6 separate regions of the Homo sapiens genome follow, and regions 1, 2, 3, 4 and 6 are each linked to region 5. Evidence: chromatin loops called from intact Hi-C (ENCODE). Cell type or tissue: gastrocnemius medialis. All regions are shown on one strand. Region 1 overlaps LOC124902913 (a long non-coding RNA gene). Region 2 overlaps TSPAN11 (tetraspanin 11). Region 3 has its middle 100 kb from the start of DDX11. Region 4 has its middle 86 kb from the start of FLJ13224. Region 5 has its middle 55 kb from the start of LINC00941. Region 6 has its middle 53 kb from the start of FLJ13224.

Region 1 (5,000 bases), 790 kb after region 5:
ATGTCTCAAAAAAAAAAAAAATGCAATGACCACCAAAAACTACTCTCTGCAGTAACATGGCAATGAAAATAGATGCCATTGTTATGTACTTTAACTTCTACTATGATTATTTGACATGAGATTCCTTTCCTTTGCTTTCCTTTTTTTTTCTTTTTCCTTTTCCTTTCCTTTCTTTTCCTTTCTTTTTTTGGAGACAGGGTGGGTCTCACTCTGTTGCCCAGGCTGGAGTGCAATGGTGCAATCTTAGCTCACTGCAACCTCTGCCTTCCTGGCTCAAATGATCCTCTTGTGCCTCCCGAGTAGCTGGGACTACAGGTGCCCACTACCATGTTCAGTGATTTTTTTTTTCCTGCAGTTTTTGTAGACAGGGTTTCATAATGTTCCCCATGCTGGAGATTTCTTTCTTTCTTTTTTTGAAAAACAAAAAACAAAAAAACAAAGTCTTGCTGTCGCCTAGGCTGGAGTGCAACGGCACAATCTTGGCTCACTTCAACCTCTGCCTCCCAGGTTCAAGCGATTCTCCTGCCTCAGCCTCCCGAGTAGCTGGGATTACAGGCTTCGTGCCACCCCGCCTGGCTGATTTTTGTATTTTTAGTAGAGATGGGGCTTCACCATGTTGGCCAGGCTGGTCTCAAACTCCTAACCTCAGGTGATCCACCCACCTCGGCCTCCCAAAGTGCTGGGATTACAGGCATGAGCCACCATGCCCAGCCTTTTAAATTTATTTTAAAAATAAACGTATTTCTTACAGTTCTGGAGGTTTGAAAGTCCACAGCTGTTGGGCTGCATCTGGTGAGGGCCTTCTTACCGCAGCATAACATGACAGAGAGCATGACAGGGCAAGAGGCCATTTTCTTGTCTGAGAGTTTGATTTAGTCTAGAATCTGACCCCATCTTGACATAAACACCACTGGCTCAGATAAATATTAAGTGCAACAGTTTACCTAATTTAGTTATTTATTTGTATTCTTTTATTTTTATTTTATTTATTGAGAGGGGTTTTGTCATGTTGCCCATGCTGGTCTTGAACTCCTGGACTCAAGCGATCCTCTCACTTTGGCCTCCCAAAGTGCTGCGATCATAGGCTTGAACTACCGCGTCCAGCTAGTTTATCTAATTTAAAGACATCAAAATCTAAAGTCAGATTCTTACTTAGATTTGGTGTTTCAGATTTCAAAGAGATGAGATGTCACCAGATAAAAACTACTAGGTGGTAACCAGGCGTGGTGGCTCACGCCGTAATCCCAGCACTTTGGGAGGCTGAGGCGGGCGGATCACGAGGTCAGGAGTTCAAGACCAGCCTGGCCAACATGGTGAAACCCCGTCTGTACTAAAAATACAAAAAAAATAGCTGGGCATGGTGGCAGGCACCTGTAATCCCAGCTACTCGGGAGGCTGAGGCAGGAGAATCATTTGAACCCAGTAGGTAGAGATTGTAGTCAGACGAGATCTCACCATTGCACCCCAGCCTGGGCGACAGGGTGAGACTCTATCTCAAAAAAAAAAAAAACAAAAAACGACCAGGTGGCTCACGCCTGTAATCCCAGCACTTCGAGAGGCCAAGGTGGACCGATTGCTTGAGCTCAGAAGTTCAAGATCAGCCTGGGCTACATAGTGAAACCCTGTCTCTAAAACAAACAAACAAACAAACAAACAAAAAACAAACAAACAAAGCTTAGCTGGGCGTGATGGCGCATGCCTTTAGCCCCAGCTACTCAAGAGGCTGAGGAGGGAGGATCACTTGAGCCTGGGAGGCAGAGGCTGCAGTGAGCTATGATCGTGCCACTGTACCCCAGCCTGGGTGAGAGAGTCCCTATCTCAAAAAAATAAAACCAAAAAACTACTGGGGCCACGTCAGAACTGAAAGAGTTCTGCAGGCCCTTCAGAGAAAGGAGAAGTGAGAGTCAATTAACCTCAAGATTACATTTAAAAGCATTTTCCTCTTTAGTATAGAGGTGTGTTAAAAAAAAAAAAAGCATTTATACGAGGTATGTGAGGTATGTTAGTGAAACAGCAAAAACCTAATTATATCCTAAATAACTGGCACGCTCTAGGTTACAAATAGCAATTTGTAAAAGACCCATTGAATGAACACATTAAACAGCAGGTTGCTTATTCCTTCTCAAACCGCACTAAAAAATTCCTCTCTCGCATGTGTAGGTCCCAGAGCCAGACAGTTATGAGATGATGGTGCCCCCTGGTGGCCAATGTGGGGAGCCACCCGGCCAGGCGTGCTTCCTGGCTTTGTGCCAGCCATGCCTTTATTCTTTGGTTGGTTGGTTGGTTGGTTGGTTAGTTGGTTGGTTGGTTGGCTGGTTGAGACAGAGTCTTGCTCTGTCGCCCAGGCTGGAGTGCAGTGGCGATTTCGGCTCACTGCAACCTCCGTCTCCGAGGTTCAAGCAATTCTCCTGCCTCAGCCTCCGGAGTAGGTAGGACTACAGGCGCCCACCATCAAGCCCGGCTAATTTTTGTATTTTTGGTAGAGACGAGGTTTCACCATATTGGCCAGGCTGGTCTTGAACTCCAGACTTCAAGTGATCCACCCGCCTCTGCCTCCCAAAGTGCTGGGATTACAGGCATGGGCCACCGTGCCCGGCCAGACCATGCCTTTACTTTTGCACATATGCACAGTATTTCTGAAAATCAAGTGAAAAAGTTGGATTTATATACTCTATGTGAGTTTACATGTTATGGGGATTTCCATTTCCAGAGAATTAAAATGGATAATCAAATGTTTAATTTCATTTCACAATTTTCAAATATTTCTTTCCTTCCCTCCCTCCTTCCTCTCTTTCTTTTTTCTTTCTCTTTCTTTCTTTCTTTCTTCTCTTCCTTTTTTTTTTTTCTTAGACAGAGTCTCACTCTGTCGCCCCAGCTGGAGCTCAGTGGTGCAATCTCGGCTCACTGCAACCTCTGCCTCTCAGGTTCAAGTGATTCTCCTGCCTCAGCCTCCTGAATAGCTGGGACTACAGGCCTGTGCCACCATGCCCAGCTAATTTTTGTATTTTTAGTAGAGACAGGGTTTCACTATGTTGGCCAGGCTGGTCTTGAACTTCTGACCTCAGGTGATCCACCCATCTCAGCCTCCCAGAGTGCTAGGATTACAGGCGTGAGCCACTGTGCCGGGGCAGCAGGCCTTTCTTGACTGCAGATTTTCTAATACATGAAAACAGCCACCAATTGCAAAAATATATTAATTTTCGACAGGTACAAAAGGCACTTTGTGAATATCAGTATGCAGTTGGGTACACTTATCCGGAATTAAACCTGTCTCTCCTGGAGCTACATGCCACAGGCATCTCACACAGGGGCCGCTGTTCTGGAACACTCCTGTGAGCCAATAAAGGATCAACAGCTTCTCTTCAGGCCAGGCGCAGTGGCTCACACCTGTAATCCCAGCACTTTGGGAGGCCGAAGGGGGCGGATCACCTGAGGTTAGGAATTAGAGACCAACCTGGCCAACATGGTGAAACCCTGTCTCTACTAAAAATACAAAAATTAGCCAGGTGTGGTGGCGGGCGCCTGTAATCCCAGCTACTCAGGAAGCTGAGGCAGGAGAATCACTTGAACCTGGGAGGCGGAGGTTGCAGTGAGCTGAGATCGCACCACTGCACTCCAGCCTAGGAAACAGGAGTGAGACTCCATCTTAAAAAAAAAAAAAAAAAAAAAAAGCTTCTTTTCAAGAAAAAGCCATCCAGTGAATGGGTACCACTCACAAAATGAAGTTACTGTTTTTTTTTTTGTTTTTCGTTTTTTGAGACGGAGTCTCTCTCTGTCGCCGAGGCTGGAGTGCAGCGGCGCAATCTTAGCTCACTGCAAGCTCCGCCTCCCGGGTTCACGCCATTCTCCTGCCTCAGTCTCCCGAGTAGCTGGGACTACAGGCGCCTGCCACCACACCCGGCTAATTTTTTTTTTTTTTTTTTTTGTATTTTTAGTAGAGACGGGGTTTCACCATGTTAGCCAGGATGGTCTCGATCTGCTGACCTCGTGATCTGCCCGTCTCGGCCTCCCAAAGTGCTGGGATTACAGGCGTGAGCCACCACGCCCGGCCTTAATATTAAGCTTGTTTTGCTATAGAGTTGAAACTAATTTGTTTGCAGATTGGGCACAAACTCTCTCCCCCTGCAAAACCAAATTGTTCGGTAAGCCATGAGTTACCTCTTTCATCGACCTCAGGCTTATTTTGGCATATTCAATAGGCTGATTTAAGCCTTTGGAGCCACTTCTATAAGTAGTCTGTAAGAAATAACACACCTTAGCTGGGCGCGGTGGCTCATGCCTGTAATCCCAGCACTTTGAGAGGCTGAGGCAGGCGGATCATGAGGCCAGGCGTTTGAGACCAGCCTTACCAACATGAGGAAACCCCGTCTCTACTAAAAATACAAAAATTAGCCGGGCGTGATGGCACGTGCCTGTAATCCCAGCTACTCGGAATGCTGAGGCAGGAGAATCCCTTGAACCCGGGAGGTGGAATTTGAAGTGAGCCGAGATTACGCGCCACTGCACCCCAGTCTGGGGGACAGAGACAGACTCCGTCTCCAAAAAAAAAAAACCACACACACAAAAAAGAAATGAGTATCTTCCTTCTCCAATGCACCAAAGGGATACCAGTCACTATTCCTTTTCTTTCTACACTGAAGCTAAGAAATGCCTTTTTCAGTTAATCCACAAACAAATGATTAACATCCCTACTTTTTTTTTTTTTTTGAGATGGAGTTTCGCTCTTGTTGCCCAGGCTGGAGTACAGTGGCGTGATCTCGGCTCACTGCAACCTCTGCCTCCCCGGTTCAAGTGATTCTCCTGCCTCAGCCTCCTGAGTAGCTGGGATTACAGGCATGTGCCACCACGCCTGGGTAATTTTGTATTTTTAGTAGAGACGGGGTTTCTCCATGTTGGTCCGGCTTGTCTCAAACTCCCGACCTCAGGTGATCCACCTGCCTTGGCCTCCCAATAACATCCCTACTTTAGGCTACACCATATATAATGAGTTTAGTTGGTTA
Region 2 (5,000 bases), 140 kb after region 5:
ATGAGGTAGTATAAGTAGTCTAGAGATGAGTTAAGGTATTATATAGGGGAGAATGTGCATAGGTTATATGCAAATATTGCACCATTTTATATCAGGAATTGAGCATCCATGGATTTTGGTGTCCAGGGCAGTGACTGTGTGTGTGTGTGCCCTCATCCAGCTGTCTCCCTGAGGATGAGCAATGCCTTTAGCTCCCATTTCTCCCTGTACCCTCTCCCCTAGCTGCCACCCAGGAAGTCAGGGTGACACTCTTGGGTTACTCTAGTCAAGGGTCCGAAGGAGGGGAGCCAGGAAGGCCTCCTCAGCGGCAAGGGCCCCTGCAGTCCCCAGCTCACGAACACGCCTGCTTCCGCTCAGCAGGAGCTGAGTGTGGGCTGTCCTTCTAGGAGTCTTGCTGTCCTGCACAGCCCTTCCCACTCCAGGGCTAAGCACCATCTAGAGAAGGGGAGGAGCAGAGGCTTTGGCCTCAGAAGGCCCAGTTCCAGTCCTGGCTTTGCTCCTAGGTAACCTTGAGCTACCTAACTTCCCTGTCCATTGACTTCTTCATCTGCAAAATGTGGACCATTTCCCCAGCTCTTAAGGTCTAAGAATGAGGCGATGCCTGCAACCCACTTACGAAGTACCTGGCACATAGGAAGGCCTCCAGAATTGGAAGCTGTCTTTCTCCAGTTTTCTGTAGACTTCAGAGGATTTCTGATGCTTCCTCTCATTGGGTCCACACAACAACCTGAGACCCAGGCCAGACAAGGAGTAGTGTTCTTCGCTTTTTGCTTTTTTTTTTTTTTTTTTTTTTTTGCGCGACAGTCTCACTCTGTTGCCCAGGCTGGAGTGCAGTGGTGCCACCTCAGCTCACTGCAACCTCCGCCTCCCAGGTTCAAGCAATTCTCCTGCCTCAGCCTCCCAAGTAGCTGGGATTACAGGTGCCCACCACCACGCCGCCTAGTTTTGTATTTTTAGTAGAGGCTGAGGTTTCACCATGTTGTCCAGGCTGGTCTCGAACTCTTGACCTCAGGTGATCTGCCCACCCCAGTCTCCCAAAGTGCTGGAATTATAGGCATGAGCCATGGCACCCAGCTGTTCTCCACATTTTACAGATCAGAAAGTTGAGACCCAGAGAGGTGACTTACCCAGGGCCTCACACCCTGAACCAGCACCCAGGTCTCCTGGCTTTGGTTCTTTGCTTTCCCGAACTCCCTACCATGACACACAGATCTGTGGGAAAGAGAAGCAGGGGACAGTGGCCTTGGCTGGCTTGGAGATACTTCCAGTGCAGGGTCCTTGGAAACCATGGTGCCACCTACCCACATCATCTGTGGGCCTGGAAGGTCTAGCTGCAGCCTAACACACTGGGAGGAGGGTCCGTCGCCTCTGGAGGGACCCCCATCTTGGTTCTGCCATCTACAGCTGTGGACCTAGGGCCAGTTCTTTCATCTCTGAGTCTCAGTTACTCATTTGTAAAATGGGGCTAGTTATACCTTATCTGCTTGCCTGGTGGTGGGAATTAGCAATATCCATGTAAGTCACTTGGCTCATGGCTGAGCAGATAGCAGGTGTTCAATAAATGATACCCATCATTTTTATGATTTCTGCATTAGTACGTTGTCTCTCAAAAAAAAAGCTCTAGCTGTTCCTTGGCCAGACCAGCCTGCTCCCCATCATTCTCACTCAGCTGCAGGGCCAGGGAGCCCAGGTGGCATGAGCATTGCCCCTCTATTGCACTTCCCCAGGGCAGGCCTTCTGTCCTGTGTGCTGAACCCCAGAGGAGTAGTCAGTGGGAACAGGAGAAGGTACGCTCAGCAGCACAGAGCAGTTGAACTCTCCAGAAACCTGTTACTCCAGGTGTTGAGGGGGCCTGCTCTGTATGGACACAGACCAGGCCTGGGCCACTCTGTCCATTTCTTCTTCACCTCTCTGGCCTTGAGAGCCTGTAGAAGCTGCAGACGAGGGCAGTGAGGCTGAGGGCAGGGAGCAGGACTGCGGATGCCCAGAGCCGACGGTCAAGGTAAACCGCACAGCTGCATAAGTCTGATATTGAAGAGGTCAGGTTGTTGAGCAGTGCACCTGCAGGCCTGCCACTCCTCCTGCCCACTCAAAACCCCCACCATGCAGTCTGTTCCTTCGCCGTTGCTATGGAATGGCTTTTGGTGGCTCTCAACCTCTTGCCCAGTTTTCTCTGCTGTGGCCCACTGAGCCAGCCCAGGAGCGGCCAAGCCTCGGGTTAGGGCTCCCTCTGCCAGCTGACGCTGGGCACTACACTGCTCAAGTCCCAGGTGGGTCCTAAGCTTTGAGAAAGGGCTCATACCAGTCTCTTCCCCAGGGTCATAGTTTACCTCCTAGAGAGCAGACACCAGGCATTTATCTCCCCTACATACCCAGCCTGGCACTTCCAAGACCCCCAAGGCTCAGGAAATATCAGTCCAACATGGTGTCATAATGTTCCCCAGCCCCCAGCTACTGCAAGAAATCTTGCTTGGGAGTTACAGGGCCTGATTTCTAAACATAGCCCCACCTCTTGCTGTGTTACCTCAGGGAAATCTCATTCCGTCTCTGAGCCCTTAGTGTCCTTACCTGTAAAATGGACAGATTGGATATTTGTGAGCCTTTTTTAAGTAGCAGCATCCTCTTTTCAATGGAAATATCACGTAGGAGCCCAGTACATAAACCATAGGAGGTGGAGCTGTTTCAGGCAGGGACAAGCCTAGCATGACGGCCTCCCCTCACTGCCCTTGGTGGCCCTGAGCTACACTAAGGGTTTCCAATACAGCTTGAAAGCTGTGGGTCTAGCCCATTTCTATGGAACCTTCTGGATCTGGTGTTCTATGATTTTTCAGTAAGGTTCCCATCGCAGGAACCAGTGACCTTGAGACTGATGTCCTGCAACACCTGGAGTGTTAAAGCAGATGGTTTGTGAACACTGAAAACTAAGCAGAATATTTAATGAAGGGAGCACACCTTGATTTCAGCCAGGTATTTGGCAATGCATTCCTTGTTACCTTGTGGACGTGTGGACCAGGCACTTGTATGCTCAGGAGAAATCAGGGCAGGCTGGATGGCCACGCTGTGAGAGAGAGATGAGAGTTCACATCAGCTTAGCGAAAAGTCTCCAGGAGCGGGCCGTGGCCTTCAGCCTCAGACCTGTCTCTTCATTTTTCTTGGTGATCTCAACGAAGACCCAGGAAGCATGCTAAACTATTTACCTAGCATTTCTGGTCTGTTGTATGATAAAGCCAGCATTGAAAAAAGAGCTCGTTGGATATGAAGATGTGCTGAAACGAAGGGTAAAACCTTTAATAGAGTTAAAGTCCTTGCACTTGAGCTTTGTTTTGTTTTGCACTTAAGCCTGTAACAGAGAGAGGGCATCTGCCTGAGTTACATGATAGGGTGCTGCCCACAAAGATGTGGCCTGGAACTGCACTGGTAGAAATCATGGAGAGAGTCAGGGTGTGGGAGGTGCCAGCTCAGGCCACCCTCCAGGTGGGACCAGACCTCCGCAGAGCCCCAGGGCAGTGGTCCTCAACCTTGGCTGCACAGTGGGATCACCTGACAAGCTTTAAAACTACCCCAGGCCTGTAATCCCAGCACTTTGGGAGGCCGAGTCAGGTGGATCATGAACTTAAGAGATCAAGACCATTCTGGCCAACATGGTGAAACCCCGTCTCTACTAAAAATACAAAAATTAGCTGGGCATGGAGGCGCGCGCCTGTAATCCCAGCTACTCAGAAGGCTAAGGCGGGAGAAACGCTTGAACCCAGGAGGCGGAGGTTGCAGTGAGCCTAGATCATGCCACTGCACTCCAGGGCGACAGAGTGAGACTCCGTCTCAAAGAAAAAAAAAATACCCCAGGCCTGGGCTCCCCGCAGCAAAATGAAACAAAATGGTCTGGGGCTGGCACCTGGGCATCAGTGTATTCGTGAAGCTCTCTAGTGATGCCACTATGCGGCCAGATGCAGAGGGAGTGGCAAGGGGAGTGTGGGGCCCAGAAGTCAGATGTGAGAGAGGTCAGGAGATGGGGAGCAGATGCAGCACCCTCGTGGTCTTGAAATGCCCAAGGCAGTCATGTGGGGAAAGGAGGGACTGTTCCTGGGAGGTTCCAGAGGACAGAAGGGGAACAGTAGGTGGAATTATTTTCAGGAGACACATTCAAGAACTTTTTAACAATTTGAATTGCTAAACAGTGGCCCTTGCAGAGTACTAAACTCCCTGCGGCTGCAGGCTGGGGCAGAGGCTGGGGGCCGGCAGGGATGCTGAAGGGAGAATCCCCTGCACTTGATCGGCAGAGGCCCCTCCATGCTGAAGTTCTGCATTCCGGGAGTGCACCTATCCCCTCAGCAGGGGCCCCCCAGGCTTCTCACCCACCTCAGTCATGGAACAGCACACCAGAGGCAGTTTCAGACCTGGACAGGATCATCACAGTGCTGAGGTACCACCCGATCAGACTCTTCCACCTGGAAAGGCCTTACAGACTACCTGGACCAGAGCCACCGGCCCTGGCTGCATGCTAGAGTAGAGTTGTTTAAATACCATTGTGGCCAGGTGCAGTGGCTCACGCCTGTAATCCCAGCACTTGGGAGGCGGAGGCAGGGGGATCACAAGGTCAGGAGATTGAGTCCAGCCTGGCTAACAAGGTGAAACCCTGTCTGTACTAAAAATACAAAAAATTAGCTGGGCGTGGTGGTACGCGCCTGTAATCCCAGCTACTCGGGAGGCTGAGGCAGGAGAATTGCTTGAACCCGGGAGGTGGAGGTTACAGTGAGCCAAGATTGTGCCACTACACTTCAACCCTGGGCGACAAAGCAAGACTCCATCTAAAAAACAAAACAAAAAAAAAACCACACACACATTGCTCTGGCACCCCCTCCACAGACTGGCTTGGATTGTCTGGAGTGGGCTGAGGTCTGTGCACGGGTATTTTTAAGCCTCCCAGCTGGGTCAAACATACATTCGGGGTTCAGAGTCCCCGGGCTCATCTTATTCATGCACATCTGAAGACATCAAGCCTC
Region 3 (5,000 bases), 330 kb after region 5:
TTTTTAAAAATCACTCTAGATTTCCAGAATAAAGAAAGAAAGAAGAAAAGGAGGGAGGAAGGAAGAAGGGAGAGAGGAAGAAAAAGGCTATTAGCAGACTCATTTAAAATGGAAATGAGGTAAAGTAATTGTAAAGGCCTTATCAGATCAGAGGGGGGCAAACCTACGCTATTTCAAGAGGGAAGCTGATGACAAGTAGATCAATTCACACCACAGACCTGCAAAATGGCTCAGCTCTGGATTAGGAAGTATTGGATATTAAGTCGAGCAGAGGTGTGGCCAGAAAAGAAGGCAAAAGTCAGGGGCATGTGGGAGTGTCTTTATAAAAACTAGTTAAGAGGTTCAGCTTCCCTGTAATCCCGGTACTTTGGGAGGCCGAGGCGGGCAGATCACGAGGTCAGGAGATCGCGACCATCCTGGCTAACACGGTGAAACCCCGTCTCTACTAAAAAAATACAAAAAAATTAGCCGGGCGTGGTGGCGGGCGCCTGTAGTCCCAGCTACTCGGGAGGCCGAGGCAGGAGCATGCCGTGAACCCAGGACGCGGAGCTTTCAGTGAGCGGAGATCGAGCCACTGCACTCCAGCCTGGGCGACTGAGCGAGGCTCTGTCTCAAAAAAAAAAAAAAAAAAAAGAGGTTCAGCTTCTCATTCAAGGATGCTTGGTATTTCTCACACCCCAGTATGGCAATATTATTGTTGACATGTTGAAGGATTTCTGTACCGGTTGGTAAAGAGCCACTTCCCTGAGCTCCCCAGAGTCCCCTCCCTGCTTCCCTAGAACCTCTCCTCCACAACCAGCTCCTCCCACTCCCACCACTTTGCCCCCAGTCTAAATGAGCCATGCTTGGCTTAGCTAAGGGCTTCAGTGGAATTATCACTCATACCTTTTCTGATGGTTTGGTGTCCATACCTTGCTGGTTTGAAATATTTTAATGTTTGTGGAAATGATGAAGGAAAGAAAAAATGCGAGAGATAATATAATGAAAAAGTGATAGAAATTGGTGATGCAGTAAATAGCACGAAAAAAAGAAGTATCAAAAGACTATTCCAGAATTCTAAGTTTGCAAAATGTGAGAAATCATGTGGTACTACTTTCATTCTTCACATAGATAGACTCAAACACCTTTAGTTCTCAGAATAATACACTTCAGACATCTTTGACCTCTTATATTATTTCCTAAAATAAGCTTAAATGTGTTTCTCATATCCTCTAATCATCCAGAAAACTCCTATTCATCCCACAAAATCCTATTTAGGCATATTCTCTTTATGTATTTTTTCCTTAAAAATATGTATATACATATAAATGTAAATATATAGGCATATATCTTTTTCCTAAACTAGTGGTTGTCAAATTTTAATGTGCTTCGGAGGACAAGATTTCTAACTTATTCCTATGTTTTTTTTTTTTTTTTTTTTTTTTTTTTTTGAGACAGAGTCTTGCTCTGTCACCCAGGTTGGAGTGCAGTGGCACCATCACGGCTCACTGCAAGCTCCGCCTGCTGGGTTCACACCATTCTCCTGCCTCAGCCTCCTGAGTAGCTGGGACTACAGGCGCCCGCCACCATGCCAGGCTGATTTCTTTTTGTATTTTTAGTGGAGACGCGGTTTCACCGTGTTAGCCAGGATGGTCTGGATCTCCTGACCTCGTGATCCGCCCATCTCGGCCCCCCAAAGTGCTGGGATTACAGGCGTGAGCCCCTGCGCCTGGCCACTTATTCCCAGAATTTCTAAATTATTCCTAGGTGATGCTGATACTGCTACTCTAGGAAATATACTCTGATAATCACTGTCCTAAACTCCAGCTAGAGTTAATCATTCATTTTTCTGTAACACCTCAGTGGCCATACATGTTTCGTTTGTAACACTTATGTAATTCTAATATATGTTTTGTCCCCAGTTATACTTTTTCTATTTCTTCTATTGTTACAATTGCTAATACAGCACCTGGAATATGAAAAACATTCAATAAGTGTTGGCTGATTGAATTAATTCATGTTTCATTAATTTTATATCATCTTCCTAAATCTCAATGAAGTATCATGCACCCATTTAGACAGTGTAAAATAATCCATAATAGCAATATATTAAAATCAAACTAATACTTAATATCTTTTGTGTGCCAGAAGTTGGGCAAAGGGCTTTATATGTATTATTAAATAATTATCTTGATGATTAGACAATATATTACAAAAAACTAAGATTCTCTAGAGGTTTAAGTGGCTTTCAAAAAGTAACACAAAGCTAGTACATATCAGAACTCTGGTTTGATCCCAGCAATGTCCAAATAGAAATGGGTAACTCTGAAGAAAGGGTCTGAGAATGACAGAGTGCATATGGGTTGTGGTGTCATGGCCTTTTCCCTCCTTTCTTAAAAATAGATACCAGTTATATAAGTTTTATCATTTATGTTAACTTTGAGCTTCCTCGTGGCATATAGGTACAGGGATTTCATTAGGTTCAAAGAAGTTTTAAAGAAAAGAAGCAATTTTGATTGTGGAAGAATATTTTCAGCTCATACCAAATAATTGAAGTCTGCTGTGTAGGTTTTGTCTTCAAAGTCTTCCATATTGAGAATGCAGTGCACTAGCACCCTCTTCTGCTGGTTGCATCTCAGTTCTTCCATCTCTTGGACAATCTTTAGGAAGCTATTCATCTTGGAGTAAAATCGATATGCAAAGTACTCGGGCTGAGGGTATTGAGGCAACACCCAGCCATGAGCCTGGCAATTTTCATTGGCCTTGTAGGCTGCCTAGACAAAAAATCAAAATTACGGGTATTTTAGGATAAAGAGAAAGGATGAGTGAAAGAATATTTGATAAGATGGTTTATCATCATGCTGCTTTATCTCTGCAAGAAAATTTTATAGCCATTCTACATTAAATCTAACCCAATTCCCCATTTTCTAGTTATACTCTAGAGCGACCACTATGGTTTTTACAATTTAGTCTATTCAAGTCCTACTTCAATAATATTACATTCAATATTTTACTGTATTCTTTACTATAATTATTACTTTTGCTAGCAAGTAGATTGCTATATCTCCCTCACTATAATACGAAGAACCCATGAGTGCAAACGTTTACCTTGCTACTGATAACATAATATGAAGTTTTGCTGAAAGATGGGAAAGTTTTTATGAAATACAGCAAGGAGTTTACTCTGACCATAGTAATTTACCATTATCAACACAAAAAGTCTGAGGAGTCCTTTAAAAATATCTAGGAAGGATTGATATTTAATTATTACAGATAGTAGTTTACTTCTCTCTTGAATATATCCAGAGAAATTCTTTACATTATTCCAAGGTAATAGATTACAGGGTTTCTCAAATATTTCCTTCTATAAAAACACAATTCTCTTTCTATTTCCTTAATAAAAGTGAAGCGTTGCTTATTTTCAGCTAATTCTCCTTTATACAATTTAGTATGTATGCTAACCTTCTGTCTTTTCCCGGGACTCTTAAAATAATTTTTAACCTACTTTTCATAGGGCCTATATTCTTAATATTTAACTATTTTTCAGTACTCTAGATTCACACCAAGGTGTATCTTTTCATTTCTGTTCCATAAATATAATTTCGCATAGACCTAAACCTTAGCTAGCCAGTGCAGTTTTTTGTTTGCTTGTTTGTTTTTATTTTACTTGCCTTTCGTTTAACTTACTTTCAAAGTGATATTTGGGTATGTAAACGTATATGTGTCCAAGAAAAACTGAGCGATGCCATTTACATCTGTGGTGTAGTTTCCCACGATTTTGTCCTTCAGATGCAACTGAACAACTTCATTTGGGATTGGAGAGTTGTCTGGATTAAGCAATTTAATCTGTACAAGAGGAAGAAAATACATTTCGGAAGCATGTAGTAAATTTGGGCATCCATTTTGATGGCATTTGCCAAGCTTCTATCATGGGGACCCCTGCTCTCCTTGGTGCGTATGCACTTCCTGTGTGGTTTCATCTATTCCTGTTGAGTGTATGACATGTACCATTAATATACTAATGAGCCTAAACTCTGTTTCTCCTGCCCACGAAGATCTCTGAAAACTCAGGCCCATAGAATTAACCATCCTGAGTATTTTTTATAATAAAAATGCTACAGAAACTCTCAAATTGGAATGATTTATTACTGTGCCCAACCTTCCTTTTTTTCTATTTCTCTTATTTATCTCAAAGAATACCTCAACCATTCACTTAGTCACTGAAGTCAAATATCTAGAGACATCTTAGACTTTTTATTTTTCTTCTCCCATAATTTTCAATTGTTGATCAAATATTTTCAATTGTATCTTTTTAACATTTTCTGTTTCCAACTGATCACGTTTGTTCCTGTTGCTATTCCTTGTATCAATATCTTATCTTTTTTCCCTCATACGTCTTCTATTTTTTTCTATCCAGTCTCTCTCTCCTGTATTGCTTTTGCTTGTTCTTTCTCTATACTGGCATCAAACCAAATTTTCTAAAATGCAAAATTTAGCATTATCCTCCCTAAAACATTGTAGTGACTGCTCTGATAGGCCATGGTTATTCGCTAGAAATCTCTTTCTCATTCTCTTACTAGTACAGGCAATGATTGCTTTAAAAAGTCCCTTCTGAAATTGTATGATTTGTAGTAGATACAATGCCTGCATCAGTATCTATGCCAGTTTGAAGCCTTTAAAGGCACCTTCTTAACAACATCTAAGGCCACAACAACCAGAAGAACTGTCTGAGCCATCCTTTTTTTAGCTCAGTCAGTTTCTGCAAAACAACTTCTGCTTTGAGCCTTTCATCTTATTTCTGCCACTTATCATTTTCCTGCTGGTCCAAGCAAACACAATCCTTTTTTCTTGCTCAGCATCTGTAGACTGATGCCTCATTTGCACCATCTACACAGATTTTGAACTTAGTTTCATCTCAAGGCTTGATCTTCTAAGAAAAATTCAACTTGTCTCAGCAATCCACAGGCCACAGACACGTGACACCATGCCTTTATGATCACACAGAGGTTTGCCCTAATTTT
Region 4 (5,000 bases), 390 kb after region 5:
CACTTCTACCCATGCTTCAGCCACAGCCCCACTTACTCCAGGAAGCCCTCCCTGATGAGTCACCTGCAGCAACCTCCTGTCCTGCAGATCCTCACCCCGTACTGCTCACTGCCTTGGCTGCTGCTCCCAATCACTCATATGCGTGCCCATGTCTGTCTGACAACTGGGCGCTCCCTAATGGCAGAAGCACATCCATATGACATTTCTCAAATGTTCCCTATAGTACAGGGAACCCAGAGCACGTCCAATGACGTTGGGATGTGAGCCTGCAGAGCTTTTCACAAATTTGCAGAACAAGCTGTGTCCTTCAGCATCATTACCTGCCCTCCCCCTCCGACTGAACCTGGAGAAGAGTCAACAGCCTGCTACCAAAAATCCCCCACAGCCCGGACTCGGATGATTCGCCTACAAAGGCTGGGGAGCACAGTCCCAGGCTTACTAATCTCCTCTCTACCCCATCCCCATTTTTTCCAGTCCCCAGAAAGTCCCAATCAATCTCTCAGCAAATTCCACAGGATCTGTCAGATTCAGATCCAGTCAACTGCAGGCCGAGTGCTCTTCGCATCTCATCTTATCTACTGCAGGAAGCAACCTGAGGGCAGCAAAGAGGAAGACAGCTGGTATGAACGGGCTCTGAAACCTACCAGCTGTGCGGCCCAGAGAAAGCTACCTAACCTCTCTGAGCTTCAGCTGCTTCAGCTGTAAAATGGCAAGTATACCGCCTTTCTCAGGTTTACTGTTGAAATCATGTTTGTAAAGTGTTTATAAAGTGTTTAGCACTCTTAGAAAGTACTCAATAATGGTAATTAACATGAAATTATCATACCAATCTCTTCAGGTAGGTATTATTGTCTTCTGTCTACCAATGAGGGTGAAGGTCAGAGACGTTAAGCAACTGGTTCAGAGCCACACAGTATCTGCTCAGGAGGCAGAGCTGGGGGTTCAGACAGAGCAGCAGAGCGTGCCCTCAGCCCTGGGGAAGTTTGCAACCTCAAGTCACAGGGACAGAGTAGCTGTGGGAACTTGGGTCAGGTACCTCCACCCCTCCCCAGGTTCAGCAGCTCCCCAGGAATCCTGGAACATGAGGCATGGCCTCAGCAAGTCTCCATTTGAGAGAATCAGCTGGGATCTCCCAGATTAAGTGTTGTTGCAGGCAGCTGGGCCAAACCGCCTGCCCTGGACCCTAGAGCTCATCAGATTGGCACCTGCTCTTCCCACACAGGCAAACACGGATGGTGCCACTGGCCGAACCCCGCCATCAGCCTTCACACAGTTGAGCTCACCAGGAAAGCAGAATCTCTAAAACTCCAGCTGCAGTGCAAGCCCAGCCCCCAGGGACACCGCTGTCCACATCTGAAATAGCTGGCGATCATCACGGGGTGGGAGACAGGATGCAGTGGGCACCTTCCACATTGAAACCCACTCAATTAAAACCCCACGTGTGGGGGACAGACACACACGTACCCATCACACCCAGTCTTACGTGTCCACTGAGACCCTGGTTACGTTAGACATGGCCTCAAAGGAAGTAGGTACTTTCACAAACATCATCTCCTTTGATCTTCTCAACCACCCTGAGGAGTATGTACTTTTGCCCCACTTTACAGATGAGGAAACTGAGAAGACATCAGGCAATTTTTCCAACATCACACAAAGGATAAGGAAAATGTTAGGATGCCAACCCCATGTCTCCAGGTTTCTTTCCACTACAGCATGCTGTTCATTTGTGATCTCGTTCATTCATCCATCCTTCCTTCCACTCATTCCTTCATTCACTCACCTATATTTTTCCCTAAACAGCTACAGGTCACCACTGTCTGGGTTGTTTGCTACTACCTTCTGCTGCTGCCTGAGAAAACCTGGGAGACTGTGATCACATTTTTTTTCCTGTAGAGCTGCCCGAATACAGCTCTTCTCAAAGCCTTGCAGCAGAGATGATACAGCCATCAGCAGCTGATCCTGGAATGAGTGTTGAGAGCAGCACAGACCACTCTACGTTTCTGCTCTGACCACAGGTCTGGCCTAGAATTTGCCCCTCCACTGCACAATGCAGGTAAAAACCTTTAAAAAAATAAATAAATGGTCTCTGAGCCTCCCAGAAATACAGCACTTAGAATGTTGTTTTTGGAGGGGGCATGTGATAAAGAATGGGAAAGATAATAAAGTAGCCTGTCACCCAGCTCACAGGCAGGTGCATGTGGCTGCAGGGGATCGTTTAGTCAATTTAATGACATATTTGTTGAGTATCTATTACTGTGCCTGGTACGGGATGGAGTGGGTCAGGGAATAGGGGAGGGCACAAAGGGAGTCAAAAAGAATAGAAAGAAAGCCGTCAAAGGGCTGATGGTCTGGTTGAGGGAAAAAGACAGGAACCATCTGCTTAGACAACACAGATATAAAGTGTACTTGAGAAATTCAGAGGATGGTAAGGTGCCTGCAAGTGGGGACACAAAAATTTCATTCAGACCATGGAATTTCAGCTAGACAGGGAAGGATGGCCAGAATTTAAACCTGGGATGGTATAGAAGAAAATTACCCAGGCCAGGCGCAGTGGCTCACGCCTGTAATCCCAGCACTTTGGCAGGCCAAGGCGGGCGGTTCACCTGAGGTCAGGAGTTCAAGACCAGCCCCGTCTCTACTAAAAATACAAAAAATTAGCTAGCCGTGGTGGCGCACACCTATAGTCCCAACTCCTCGAGAGGCTGAGGCAGGAGAATCACTTGAACCCAGGAGGCAGAGGTTGCAGTGAGCCGAGCACGCACCACTGCACTCCAGCCTGGGTAACAAGAGTGAAACTCTATCTCAAAAAAAGAAAAGAAATTACCCAAACTGCCTGCTCAACACCATTGCTAATGAAAAAGCCTGCCTTGGTCTCTCCTTCCCTGATCTTAGCTTTTCTTTCTATCTCTGCAAAGCCTCCGTATAGAAATCTGGTTTTATTGTGCCTGGTAAGGGTCCTAGTTCAGTTCTAAAACAATTAACAACCATGAAGGGACAAAAGTCCGAAGTGGGCATCTCGCTTATGGCACATCAGCCTCTAGTCATAGTCACCCTCAGACCCCATCTAGCGGCTGCCCGAATTATTTCATTCAGGGATCTGTGTGTTTGGCTGATAACCAGGCACCACTGGCCCGTGGGGTGCTATGACTATTGCAGTGTTAAAAACAAGGCACTTGGCTGGGAAGACGTCTGCCGTTAAGTGGCAGGCTCATGGACAACGGCCTCAAGGTATTTTTCCTTCAGACATTTGGTCCCACTTTGGCAAGACATCTTGGCATTGCTTGGGCAAGATATTACGCTCTGCTTCTTCAGAGCGTTGGGTGGGAGATACCCCATAGACAGCTGAAGGGACTGGGACCTTGGGAAATCACATTTAAAATTTTTGGACTTGTTTAAAATTGTTTGACTTGGTTTAAACACAGTTCAAAGCCCAGCTGAGGCATTAAGGGTTTGTCACCTAAGGTTGTCATCTAAAATGGGAAATGTGTGCTCTATTCCTCCTTGTGGCCCGGTAGGATGTATTCTGCAGAATTGGGCTGCTTTTAGCTTTGAGCTTGTGAAAAAGAAAAAGTTTTTTTTATTGCAATGCTTCCTGGCTATAATATTCCCTAGGACCTGGGGAATGGTAGCCAGGATTTGGATCTTTAACGTAAAGCCAAGAGCTAAAGAAAATTTTAGTTAGTTGTTAGTCATGGTGGACACATTTATTGGACAGGTGCAAGCCTTTCCCTGCCACACTGAGAGGGTTTCAAAAGCCTTACTGAAAGAAATTTTCCTCAGATTTGGGGTTCCATTCCCCATACACAGTGATAACGAGAGTGCCTTTATTGCCACTTTATTGCCACTTTTTTTTGAGACAGTGTCCCACTCTGTCACCCAGGCTGGAGTGCAGTGGTATAATCACAGCTCACAGCAGCCTCGACCTTCTGGGCTCACAGGATCCTCCCACCTCAACCTCCCAAGTAGCTGGGGCTACAGGCACGCACCATGTCTGGCTAATTTTTTTTTTAATAGGAATGAAGTCTCACTATGCTGCCTAGGCTGGTCTCAAACTCCTGGGCTCAAGCAATGCTCCAGCCTCAGCCACCCCAAGCCTGTTGATTTCACCATAATTAACCCACTGTCTAATTTCTCATTTTCTGACTCAACTACAAATTACTGCATAACAGAAAAATAGCGCCGGGCGCAGTGGCTCACGCCTGTAATCCCAGCACTTTGGGAGGCCAAGGCAGGCAGATCACCTGAGGTCCGGAGTTCGAGACCAGACTGACCAACATGGAGAAACCCCATCTCTACTAAAAATACAAAATTAGCCGAGCGTGGTGGCGCATGTCTGTAATCCCAGCTACTCGGGAGCCTGAGGCAGCAGAATGGCTTGAACCCGGGAGGCGGAGGTTGCTGTGAGCCGAGATCGCGCCATTGCACTCCAGCCTGGGCAACAAGAGTGAAACTCCATCTCAAAAAAAAAAAGAGAGAGAAATACCATTACATGTCCCTTGCTTCTAGGAGCTACCTTGATCAAGTTTGCCGAAGAAGGAATCATATGCCTCCCCTTTGTTTAGTTTACTATCAGATTGATGGGAATTCTAGATGCCCTTACTCTTATTACTGTGATTCCCTAACAGCCTGTTCAGGAATGCCTCCAAGCTGTATCTTGGATCGAGTTAAATTCAGCAACTCCTTACTACAAAGCAACACTCGGAAATAGACCTACCAGGTCCTTGGTTTAATCCAATCCACGAAGCCCTGCTACAAGATTCTAAACTTAATCTATACAATCTTTCTGTGTTCCTCTGTGCATCCTCAGAATATCTATTTGTTTGTAGGGGATAACAAGAAACCCTCTGGATGTATGAATGTATTGACAGCTAGCATATAGGAGGAACTTGCCTGTAAGGATACTCATTTATCCCAGTTTTCTGTACACAAAACTGCTGAAACCAAGCACTGGAAAAGCTCCCTAAAATTACTTGGTAAAACTAAATGGTCCACAACTCACT
Region 5 (5,000 bases):
CACCGCGCCGGGCCAGAAAGAGAAGATTTTAAGCTGAAAATCATAAAAGATAAGTAACTGAGTGAGGGCTACTCATCTTACTCAGTCCCACTCCTGCCTCACCAGATACTTTTTGCTATTTCTACCCTTTACTCTCAAAGTTCACCACCAAATATTAAAACTTCTTTTTAAAGCATATTTGCAGGCAGATTTTAATTATTCATAGAATCGCATTTGTAACTTTGTAGCTCCCCAAAGAGAAATGTTATATCTTGGTAAGTAAAGTTTTAAATGGAAATTATTCACTATGCCACTCTTGTAAGAACTGTTATACTCACGCTACTATTTACAATAGAACTACACACTGTAGCACCCAAGATGTGGAATTCTGGTTGTAAAATTCTAATTGCTGTAATATTTTGCCTAATTATCAACCTTATAACAGGATTGATAGTTGCAGGAAAGATTTAGTCAAAATTGTGTCGCTTATAGCAGGAGTAATAGTTGTGGATAAGAAGCAAGGATGAAAGTTTTACTATCATTACGTTTAATAGGACTTTTTCTGAAGGTTGGTAATATAATGTGCTCTAAGCTATAAAGAGAAGATTATAAAGGAAGATTTTATGTAAGAAAAGATTTTCATTGGTAAATACTTGTCCTAAAAGGAAATGACTGGTTGTTTAAAGGATGAATGCTTAGGGCAAGTCAGAAAGTTTAAGTATGTTGTAAGAGGGTCTGTGAAAGTCATGAAATTATTAAAGGAAAGGAATTGTCAAGATTAACATTAAAGTTATTTTAGCCACCCACTAATGTATTTCTCCCAAGCATATTGCAAGTTAGGAAAATGGCCTAAGCTTAAAGTTATTCTCTAATGGCAAGTCAAAGGGGAAATGTATGGTTTTCTCAAGGAAAATGTTTCTTTTATATTAATGTTTCTGGTAATGTACAGCGAGATACTGGTATTGCAATCCATGGTGTAACTAATAGGTATGAAACTCAGGGTCTATAGGACCCCCACTCACGGTGGTAATCTTAATACTCACATTCTAACCCTATATTTTAAATTTTCTTATAAAATTTATCTCTTTTCACCTGGAAGCAATCAAACTCCAAACGGTGCTGCGAGCAAAGCCACACGTGTTTGAAATGCTTGTAAAGAAATAGCACTTGAGCATCAGTTTATTTAGTAAGGCCATTTTTACTTCTTGCAGAAAGGGTACACTCGCCAGCAGTTTTGCCAGGAGAGTACACTGAACAAAGGAGACAGGGTCATTTATAACCTGACGCGTCCACCCTACTGCTGTGTCCAGTTTCCAATAGCTGGAATGGGACCTCACATTCTGTATTTGTCCCGATTGGCTAGCAACTTAGAACTTTTTAAAAGAGGCAAAGGTAGAGGAGAACAAAAGAAGGAGGAAGTAACTTGTGGAATGCTGGGAAAGGTAAAAACACTTTTAAATAAGGAAGAGGAACAGACTATGATCTAATGCTTGCTTGGACCAGTATAAGCATGCCAGGGCAAATATTTAGGCTAAATTGTGGGAGCTAAGAACATAAATTACATTGATTTCTTTATTATGGCTAGCAGATATTTAAGAATGTTAGCACAGGTCTTTGAATAAATTTTGCTTTTAAGAGAAGTTACTATTTATTTCTTATTAGACGGGGCGGAAAGTCTTTGAAGAGGAACCTCTACTTTACTTTTTACACATGGTCACGCCATTCTTCCAAGAACCCTTAGATAAACCTCAGGAGAAGGCACAACTGCTGTTCCCCACACAATACCCCTTTTCAGCAGGAAGTAGCCAGAAAGAATCGCCATCCAACACCCCCTGACAGCAGTTAGGTTTGCTTCTCTTGAGCGGGGGAATGATACAGGAGTTACTAAGAAATAATTTTTAGGCAGATAGAAAGGGTAAAAGGAATTCTCGGTAAGGCTTTTTCTTTTAATAAAAGCAACCCCAGACCTTTTCTTTTCTTTTTGAGACAGTCTCACTCTGTCGCCCAGGCTGGAGTGCAATGGTGCAATCTGGGCTCACTGTAACCTCTGCCTCCCTGGTTCAAGTGATTCTCCTGTCTCAGCCTCCCATGTAGCTAGGATTATAGGTGCCCGCCACCAAGCCTGGCTAATTTTTTTTTTTGTATTTTTAGTAGAGATGGGGTTTCACCATGTTAGCCAGGCTGATCTCAAACTCCTGACCTCAAGTGATCCGCCTACCTCAGCCTCCCAAAGTGCTAGGATTACAGGCATCAGCCACCGCACCTGGCCAAATCATTTCTTTTCTAACAGAAAGGCAAATTAAAGGGCCAGGCTGGCAAGCTTTGATATGCAAACGCAGGCCATTAGAAGCTGAGTCCACCCAATATGGTGATTCGTGCCTTCTTCTTGTCACCAGGTATGCCAAGTGTCATGGCCACCTCCAGGTAACTGCATGTGTTCAGGACATCAGAGCGGCCCACATTTGCACATTAAAAGGATAAGGTGGGAGGGCCGGGTTTTTCACGGGCTTCGTGAATGACACACCTGGTCAAACCAATCCCCTGGGCCCTCTGTGGGCGGCAAGCCACCCAGGTGACGAGGCAAGAGACTAAAAGCACAAGCTATTCCAGTATAATAAAGAAAATACTTAAAATAAGAATAGTTATATTAGGCATAGAATATAGATATGATTATATATGAATATTACTAATCATTAGTTTATAGCATTACTCTTTATTCTAATATTATAATAATCTTTGTTCTACAATTATAACCTAGGAAAAACCAGGACATACAGAGATAGGAGCTGAAGGGACATGGTGAGAAGTGACCAGAAGACTAGTGTGAGCCCTCTGTCACACCCGGACAGGGCCACTAGAGGGCTCCTTGGTCTAGTGGTAACGCTAGTGCCTGGGAAGGCACCCGTTACTTAGCAGATCGGGAAAGGGAGTCTCCCTTTCCCCGGTGGAGTTAGAGAAGACTCTGCTCCACCACCTCTTGTGGAAGGCCTGACATCAGTCAGGCCCGCCCGCAGCCATCCGGAGACCTAAACGTCTCGCTGTGATGCTGTGCTTCAGAGGTCACGCTCCTGTTTCACTTTCATGTTCTGCTCTGTACACCTGGCTCCGCCTTCTAGATAGCAATAGCAGAATTAGTGAAAGTATTAAAGTCTTTGATCTTTCTGAGAAGAGCATAGAAGAAATAATGACGTAAGCTGTCCTCTCTCCAGCTCGGCTACCTAAAAGGGAAAGGCCCCCTGTCCGGTGGACACGTGACTCACATGACCTTATTAATCACTGGAGATGACTCACACTCCTTACCCTGCCCCTTTGCCTTGTACACAATAAATAACAGCGCGACCAGGCATTCGGGGCCACTGCCAGTCTCCACATCTAGGTGGTAGTGGTCCCCCGGGCCCAGCTGTCTTTTCTTCTATCTCTTTGTCTTGTGTCTTTATTTCTACGACCTCTCATCTCCGCACACCAGGAGAAAAACCCACAGACCCAGTAGGGCTGGACCCTACAGCTCTATGCAAATCAGATACTGCCTCCTCCAGCCTCCCATATAACCGACCACTTTTCTGCCCTCCCTCTGTCTCTGTACAGGGGAGCTGTTCTCTTCTTTCTTTCTTCTTTCTTCTTTCTTGCCTATTAAATTATCCGCTCCTTAAACCACTCCGCATGTGTCCATGTCATTTTATCTAAATCAGCATGAGACCAAGGACCTGATGTTCCTCCAGTCATTGGAGCCATATCAGGGCCATTTACTTTGATAGAGAGACAAAGCTGGTTTAGTGATGGATAGGGGGCTTAGTCATTAAGGAACTCATTTTTGGACATGGTGAATTTGGGTATTAATAGCTTATAAAATGTAATGCTATCAGATCCATAACACTTTCCAGGAACTGTGGCTTTTTCACTGGGGTTTTAAGCTCCTCTGGGAAAACGAGGGGCAATGTTGGGCAGGAAGAACTCCCACCCTCCAGGAAGCCTGAGTGGACCATCCCTTCCCCAAAAGCAGGCTTCCTATCAAAGCTGCGTTGTCCTTTTCATCCTTTCTCCCTGCATGCCTCCATCCAAAAATAGAAGTGTGTTACCCTGCGGGTTCACTGAGCCTCCACATAACCACACATGTCAAAATCATGGAACACTGAGGAGGCCTTCTCAAAATATTTTGGAATTATCTACATTCAGTTTTAGTTTTTAAAACTTTAAAAAAATGCAATTGTACTTTAACTCACCTTACATCCTGATAGCATTATAAATTTGAGGATAATTTTAGAAAATGGAGATTATTTGTAATTCCCATGATATACTTTCTGGGAAATATAAGTAGTAAATTTGCATTTAATGATTAATTCCACTACTCCCTTAAAAACATAATATCTATGAGCAGTTCAGCAGTGAGGGACATTTAAAATAGAAAAAAAATCCTCCGTTAATATTTTTATGTTCCACAGTAGTAAAAAGGTGAAAGTTATTTGTTGGTCTCAATAAACGATGCTTGATCTTTTAAAAATCATTACTAAGTGTTTGATCTTAATATATTCCAAAAAGCTTCTCCTATAACTGTGCCTGGTTTCTGAAACAGATTCCAAGGAGACTATCACCACCAAAAGACTGCTCAACAACCACCCAATCTACGTTGTCACCCTTCTTTGATTGGATATTTCAATCAGTAAAAAGTATAGAGCACATTATTCATATATGTGTGTGTATATATGTATGTACATGTATACATACATATACATATACGTACACATACACATACATGTGTATGTATATGTATGCATACATATACATACATATACATATACAGACATATATACACATACATATATTCACACACACAGACATATACATATTTTTTTTGGATGGGGCAGGGGGCCTTTACTTGGGTGATAAGGTGGTCTGTGAAGGGCTTTAAGGGAAGGTCTCATCTGATCACATTGGCTTTCTGGTTGTGTCTTGAAGAATGGGTCAGAGAATCAGGAGGCTGTGGCTGCTGCAGGGGAGGGGTGAGGGGGGCCCAGGGCTAACAG
Region 6 (5,000 bases), 420 kb after region 5:
CAGGTGCATGCCACTATGTTCAACTACGTTTTTTTATTTTTTGTAGAGACAGGGTCTTGCTATGTTGTCCAGGCTGGTCTCAAACTCCTGGCCTCAAGAAATCCTCCCACTTTAGCCTCCCAAAGTGCTGGGATTACAGGTGTGAGCCACCACACCAGGCCCAGTTTTAAACACAGAAGCTGAATTTCTAATTCCAGTCACAGTTCCATCATCAATGAGGACAAAAGAAGTAAGAGTGCATGTATTTAACAAAACATTATATTTTTCTTTGTAAGCAAATGACTAAAATTAACAAGAAATTACTGGATAACTGCCTCACTCATTTGCCATCACTTTTTCCAACTGCTGCTCCTACTGTCTTAATTACTTTTGTCTGGTGCTTTGCAGAACTGTCACTGCGAGGATTCATTTTGGACCTTAACTGTCAGATCACTTTAGCCAGGTTTCATCTCCTGCTAAAGATTCCACATGAAGAGATGGCATAAAGGAGCTGGTGGGTACAAGGCTCTTCACAGACATGCAAACCTGGAGAAACCATCTGTGGCCAGCATTCCTTGTTCATCTAAGAAAATACATGTTCCTTTATAATCTAGTTTTCCAAACATGGATCACCTCCTCTTCCCCTAAATTTTCTTTCCTTGTAGCTACACAAATGAAACCACTCAAGTTCCCATCTCTTCTCCCTGCCAGTGTTGCATCGGGCTGATAATGCTGGACGGGAGAAAACAAACCTCTTTGACTCTTCCGCCATCTACTGACATGGAAAACTGCCTATGCGGCAGTGAAACATAAAGAACTACCGGAAAAGAGGAGGACCTAGATGCTGAGCCCTGATATGGAAGACAAAAGACCAAGGTTGTTACTGAACTGGGGGATGGGGATGGAGAGCTGGATTTACAAGTGATGTCTTTTTAAAAAAAAAAAATATCTTAGGCTGGGTGCAGTAGCTCACACCTGTAATCCCAGCACTTTGGGAGGCTGAGGTGGGCAGATCACTTGAGGTCTTCTAGTACTTGGCAACATCTATTACTGCACTGCTAAGTTATGGAATCACATTTGTTTTCCCTGAAATAAGTTTTCTTGGCTTCTCCATCCACTGATAATCTCTCCCACAATATTGTGACTTGATTCTGTTCCAGGTGAACCTTTTCCTAGTATTTCTTGTATTCTTTATTATCTGTCATGTTAGGGCAGCTGTGGAGCTTCATTTTTACAACTGCTGAATCTAAATTTAACTGCTGATTTTCTACCATCCATTTTCAACCTTCTTTAAAAAGCCTGGTGAGTAACTTTATCTGTCATGGCCCATTTCAATGCCCTCAATAGTAAAACCGGCGAATGTGGAGACCCATCCTTAATGAAGAGACCAGTTTGGTCATTCTTACTATTTTCCATGGATTTTCAACATGATTAAGAAAAAATAATTTGAGGCTGAGAATTGTAGTTACCCAACTGAATGGAAGGCAAAGGAAGAAACTAGACGCTCCCAGGTAACTGCCCAGTTTTTGTATTTGTTTTTCCTTTCCACCAATGACAAGGTATGCTCAATAACTTTACTCCCGAAGGAGGATATCCCATTCTGAAAAACACACCACTGTATGCGATAAAGGCAGGGGGAGGAAACATTACACTGTGGGAGAGGGAACAAACGTTTGATCAGCGTGTAACAGAAAACAGTTCTGGCAACTATTATTTCTTCTTCTCCCTCAAATCCAGGAAAGGTCCATAGGCCATTTTCTGTAATATTTCACCAACCAAAATGATCTCTTGGACTTGAAAATAAACGCCCCCATTTCCAACCCTCCATCACTCTAAAATTATTAGTGATCTTCAGGTACTTGAAAAAGTAAACTTCTGGCCAGGCGCAGTGGCTCATGCCTGTGATCCCAACATTTTGGAAGGCCGAGGCAGGCGGATCACTTGAGGTCAGGAGTTTGAGACCACCCTTGCCAACATGGTAGAACGCCATCTCTACTAAAAGTACAAAAATTAGCCAAGTGTGGTGGTGCACACCTGTAGTGCCAGCTGCTTGGGAGGCTGAGGCAGGAGAATCGCTTGAACCCGGGAGGCGGAGGTTGTAGTGAGCTGAGATCGTACCACTGCACTGTGACAGAGCAGGCTCCATCTCAAAAAAAAAAAGTAAACTAAACTTCTTATTGAAATGTAATGCACAGAGAAGTATGCAGCTCTCTCCAAACCTTTTTTATCTCTTTCCAATTATTTTTTTAAAAAAGTATATGTGCCCCAGCATGCTTCCTTGTTATGAACTGTGCACAGGTAGGACTCTGCTAATATTATGTAAATTATAAAACATATACAAACAGGACAGGAGAGAAAATGAGGAAAAATCAACAGAAATAGGAGTTCTAATTTTTACTTTGCACACTTCAATGGGCCAGTCTTACATATAACTTTAGAAATCACAGCTTTAAAGACAGTGGCAACACGCTGCATTCACAACCAGGTTGACTGGAGGCTTTAGGAAAGGTTTGGTAGCTTCTGGCCTCAATGGTATGACATCAACTCAATCTCCAAAAATACACTGGACAGAAATCCAGCTGTCCTAAAAGTTTAGAAATGTGGCCACCATGTCTGTGATATCCAAGGGTTGCAAATCACATTGCATGTCTTTATCCGCAACGGCAGTCTTCTAGGAAAATGGCATTTGGGGAAGGAAGAAGGTGGATACAAATATACCTTCTTCCTCCTTTGTGATAATATAAAATTAATTACAGAAAAAGTAAGGGTTGGCTCTTAGCTGTTATTAAAGATTAAAATTATCTTGGTCAAAGGGAAATAGAAATTAGGTTCTCCAAACTTTTAAAACGTGTTTCTAAGGTTTACAGTTGAGGTGAAATAATTGCTTAGCTGACTGTGGATGAAGCAATGAAATAACTCCAGTTTTAACTCACTGGGTAACCATTAGGTAAGCTTCTGCATCTATAAAAACTGTGTTAAACTGGATGTGCCTACAACACTGAGTATGACGTGTAACTAGCACCACCTAGTGGACATTCATATGGCAATACGCGATAAAGGAAGCTGCATGGCCAGGATGGAAAAGTTGCTGGTCACAGTAGCAGCAAAGGGCTTAGCTAGTTCTTCCTGGCAGCCTCCTCAATAATTCATAGTTTACTGGGAATCATATATCAAATAGTTTTAGCTCTTCAGAAGAAAATGAAATTTATAATTAACTGCATTGCCCGGGTGCAGTGGCTCACACCTGTAATCCCAGCACTTTGGGAGGCCGAGGCAGGTGGATCACAAGGTCAGGAGTTCGAGACCACCCTGACCAACATGGTGCAACCCCGTCAAATACAAAAATTAGCTGGGCATGGTGGCACACGCCTGTAATCCCAGCTACTCAGGAGACCGACGCAGGAGAATGGCTTGAACCTGGGAGGTGGAGGTTGCAGTGAGCCGAGATCGTGCCATTGCACTCCAGCCTGGGTGAGAGACTCTGTCTCAAAAAAAAAATTAACTGCATTATGACAGACTTTTTTCCTTTTAGCAATTGAAACTGGCATCCCAAGGATGCTCTAGATACAGTCATAAAGATAATGCTTACTGCATCTCTCATCACTGGCTTACTTGGAAAAGAACAAAAAAAAAAAAGTTATAAAGAAAATCTGCCTGGACCAGGGGTGATAGCTCACATCTGTAATCTCCGCACTTTGGGAGGCCAAGACAGGAGGAAGGCCTGAGGCCAGGAGTTTGAGGCCAGCCTGGCCAATATAGCGAGACCCCAGCTCTATTAGAAAGAAGAAGAAGAAGAAGAAAATCTGCCTGATAAAGAGCTAAAGAAGCAGCCTCAAGCTGCTAGAGCCACAAGCGCCCCTGGAACTGTGCACTTAAATAGCATTGTCTTTAGCACTAGCATAACTGGGCAAAAGGAGCACCATCTCTGTAACCTATAACTTGAATGGTGCTTGCCCCCTTGGAGTTGTTCAAGGAGTCTAGACTGGCCAAAGCAGGCAACCGGCCTGGCTTCAATAACTATGCTTGGAACTTTGGGCCTTGAGGCTAAGAGGTGTGTTGTACTATTTCAGCATGTTTTATGAATTGGTTCCACAGAGCTGTTACAGCACAGCCAAATTTTACTCTTCAAAAACCATCCTAGGTATTTTATTCTCTTTGAAGCAATTGTGAATGGGAGTTCACTCATGATTTGGCTCTCTGTTTGTCTGTTATTGGTGTATAAGAATGCTTGTGATTTTTGTACATTGATTTTGTATCCTGAGACTTTGCTGAAGTTGCTTATCAGCTTGAGGAGATTTTGGGCTGAGACAATGGGGTTTTCTAGGTATACAATCATGTCATCTGCCAACAGGGACAATTTGACTTCCTCTTTTCCTAATTGAATACCCTTTATTTCCTTCTCCTGCCTGATTGCCCTGGCCAGAACTTCCAGCACTATGTTGAATAGGAGTGGTGAGAGAGGGCATCCCTGTTTTGCGCCCGTTTTCAAAGGGAATGCTTCCAGTTTTTGTGCATTCAGTATGATATTGGCTGTGGGTTTGTCATAGATAGCTCTTATTATTTTGAGATACGTCCCATCAATACCTAATTTATTGAGAATTTTTAGCATGAAGGGTTGCTGAATTTTGTCAAAGGCCTTTTCTGCATCTATTGAGATAATCATGTGATTTTTGTCTTTGGTTCTGTTTATATGCTGGATTACATTTGAAGTCAGTGTGGCGATTCCTCAGGGATCTAGAACTAGAAATACCATTTGACCCAGCCATCCCATTACTGGGTATATACCCAAAGGATTATAAATCATGCTGCTATAAAGACACATGCACATGTATGTTTATTGCGGCACTATTCACAGTAGCAAAGACTTGAAACCAACCTAAATGTCCAACAACGATAGACTGCATTCAGAAAATGTGGCACATATACACCATGGAATACTACGCAGCCATAAAAACTGATGAGTTCATGTTCTTTGTAGGGACATGGATGAAACTGGAAACCATCATTCTCAGCAAACTATC

The links. A loop is a pair of places that touch in the nucleus more often than their neighbours do. Peaks named below come from ENCODE experiments on the same cell type or tissue, not always from the same donor. Only the 100,000 strongest peaks of a DNase experiment are listed, where the experiment ranks them.
Region 1: it touches region 5 in a loop (8-fold over the local background); 9 of 110 quality-filtered maps call a loop at or near these places.
Region 2: it touches region 5 in a loop (18-fold over the local background); 79 of 110 quality-filtered maps call a loop at or near these places.
Region 3: a loop joins it to region 5, with 12 times the contacts of the local background. A loop is called at or near these places in 6 of 110 quality-filtered maps.
Region 4: a loop joins it to region 5, with 4 times the contacts of the local background. A loop is called at or near these places in 63 of 110 quality-filtered maps.
Region 6: a loop joins it to region 5, with 14 times the contacts of the local background. A loop is called at or near these places in 64 of 110 quality-filtered maps.

What each region holds. Positions count from the first base shown.
Region 1 is chr12:31,634,635-31,639,634 of GRCh38, forward strand. The region is part of intron 1 of LOC124902913 (a long non-coding RNA gene); the gene reads right to left. Among named protein-coding and RNA genes, the nearest start is that of ETFBKMT, 23 kb to the right of the region's middle. In gastrocnemius medialis, a CTCF peak has its summit at 2,205 (motif pointing left); a DNase peak (open chromatin) is centred at 2,227.
Region 2 is chr12:30,983,782-30,988,781 of GRCh38, forward strand. The region is part of intron 7 of TSPAN11 (tetraspanin 11); the gene reads left to right. All of the region lies in intron 2 of TSPAN11-AS1 (TSPAN11 antisense RNA 1), which reads right to left. Among named protein-coding and RNA genes, the nearest start is that of TSPAN11-AS1, 20 kb to the right of the region's middle. RefSeq lists enhancers at 2,314-2,363, 3,823-4,324, 4,325-4,824. In gastrocnemius medialis, a CTCF peak has its summit at 2,264; no DNase peak of the experiment used is centred here.
Region 3 is chr12:31,175,137-31,180,136 of GRCh38, forward strand. It overlaps the pseudogene OVOS2P. Among named protein-coding and RNA genes, the nearest start is that of DDX11, 100 kb to the left of the region's middle. In gastrocnemius medialis, no CTCF peak of the experiment used is centred here; no DNase peak of the experiment used is centred here.
Region 4 is chr12:31,235,916-31,240,915 of GRCh38, forward strand. No RefSeq gene overlaps it. Among named protein-coding and RNA genes, the nearest start is that of FLJ13224, 86 kb to the right of the region's middle. In gastrocnemius medialis, CTCF peaks have their summits at 3,065 and 3,266; a DNase peak (open chromatin) is centred at 3,086.
Region 5 is chr12:30,848,435-30,853,434 of GRCh38, forward strand. No RefSeq gene overlaps it. Among named protein-coding and RNA genes, the nearest start is that of LINC00941, 55 kb to the left of the region's middle. RefSeq lists enhancers at 1-449, 2,898-3,247. In gastrocnemius medialis, CTCF peaks have their summits at 2,833 (motif pointing right) and 3,042; DNase peaks (open chromatin) are centred at 2,857 and 3,243; H3K4me3 peaks cover 785 bases; H3K27ac peaks cover 374 bases.
Region 6 is chr12:31,269,065-31,274,064 of GRCh38, forward strand. No RefSeq gene overlaps it. Among named protein-coding and RNA genes, the nearest start is that of FLJ13224, 53 kb to the right of the region's middle. In gastrocnemius medialis, CTCF peaks have their summits at 3,007 (motif pointing left) and 3,214; no DNase peak of the experiment used is centred here.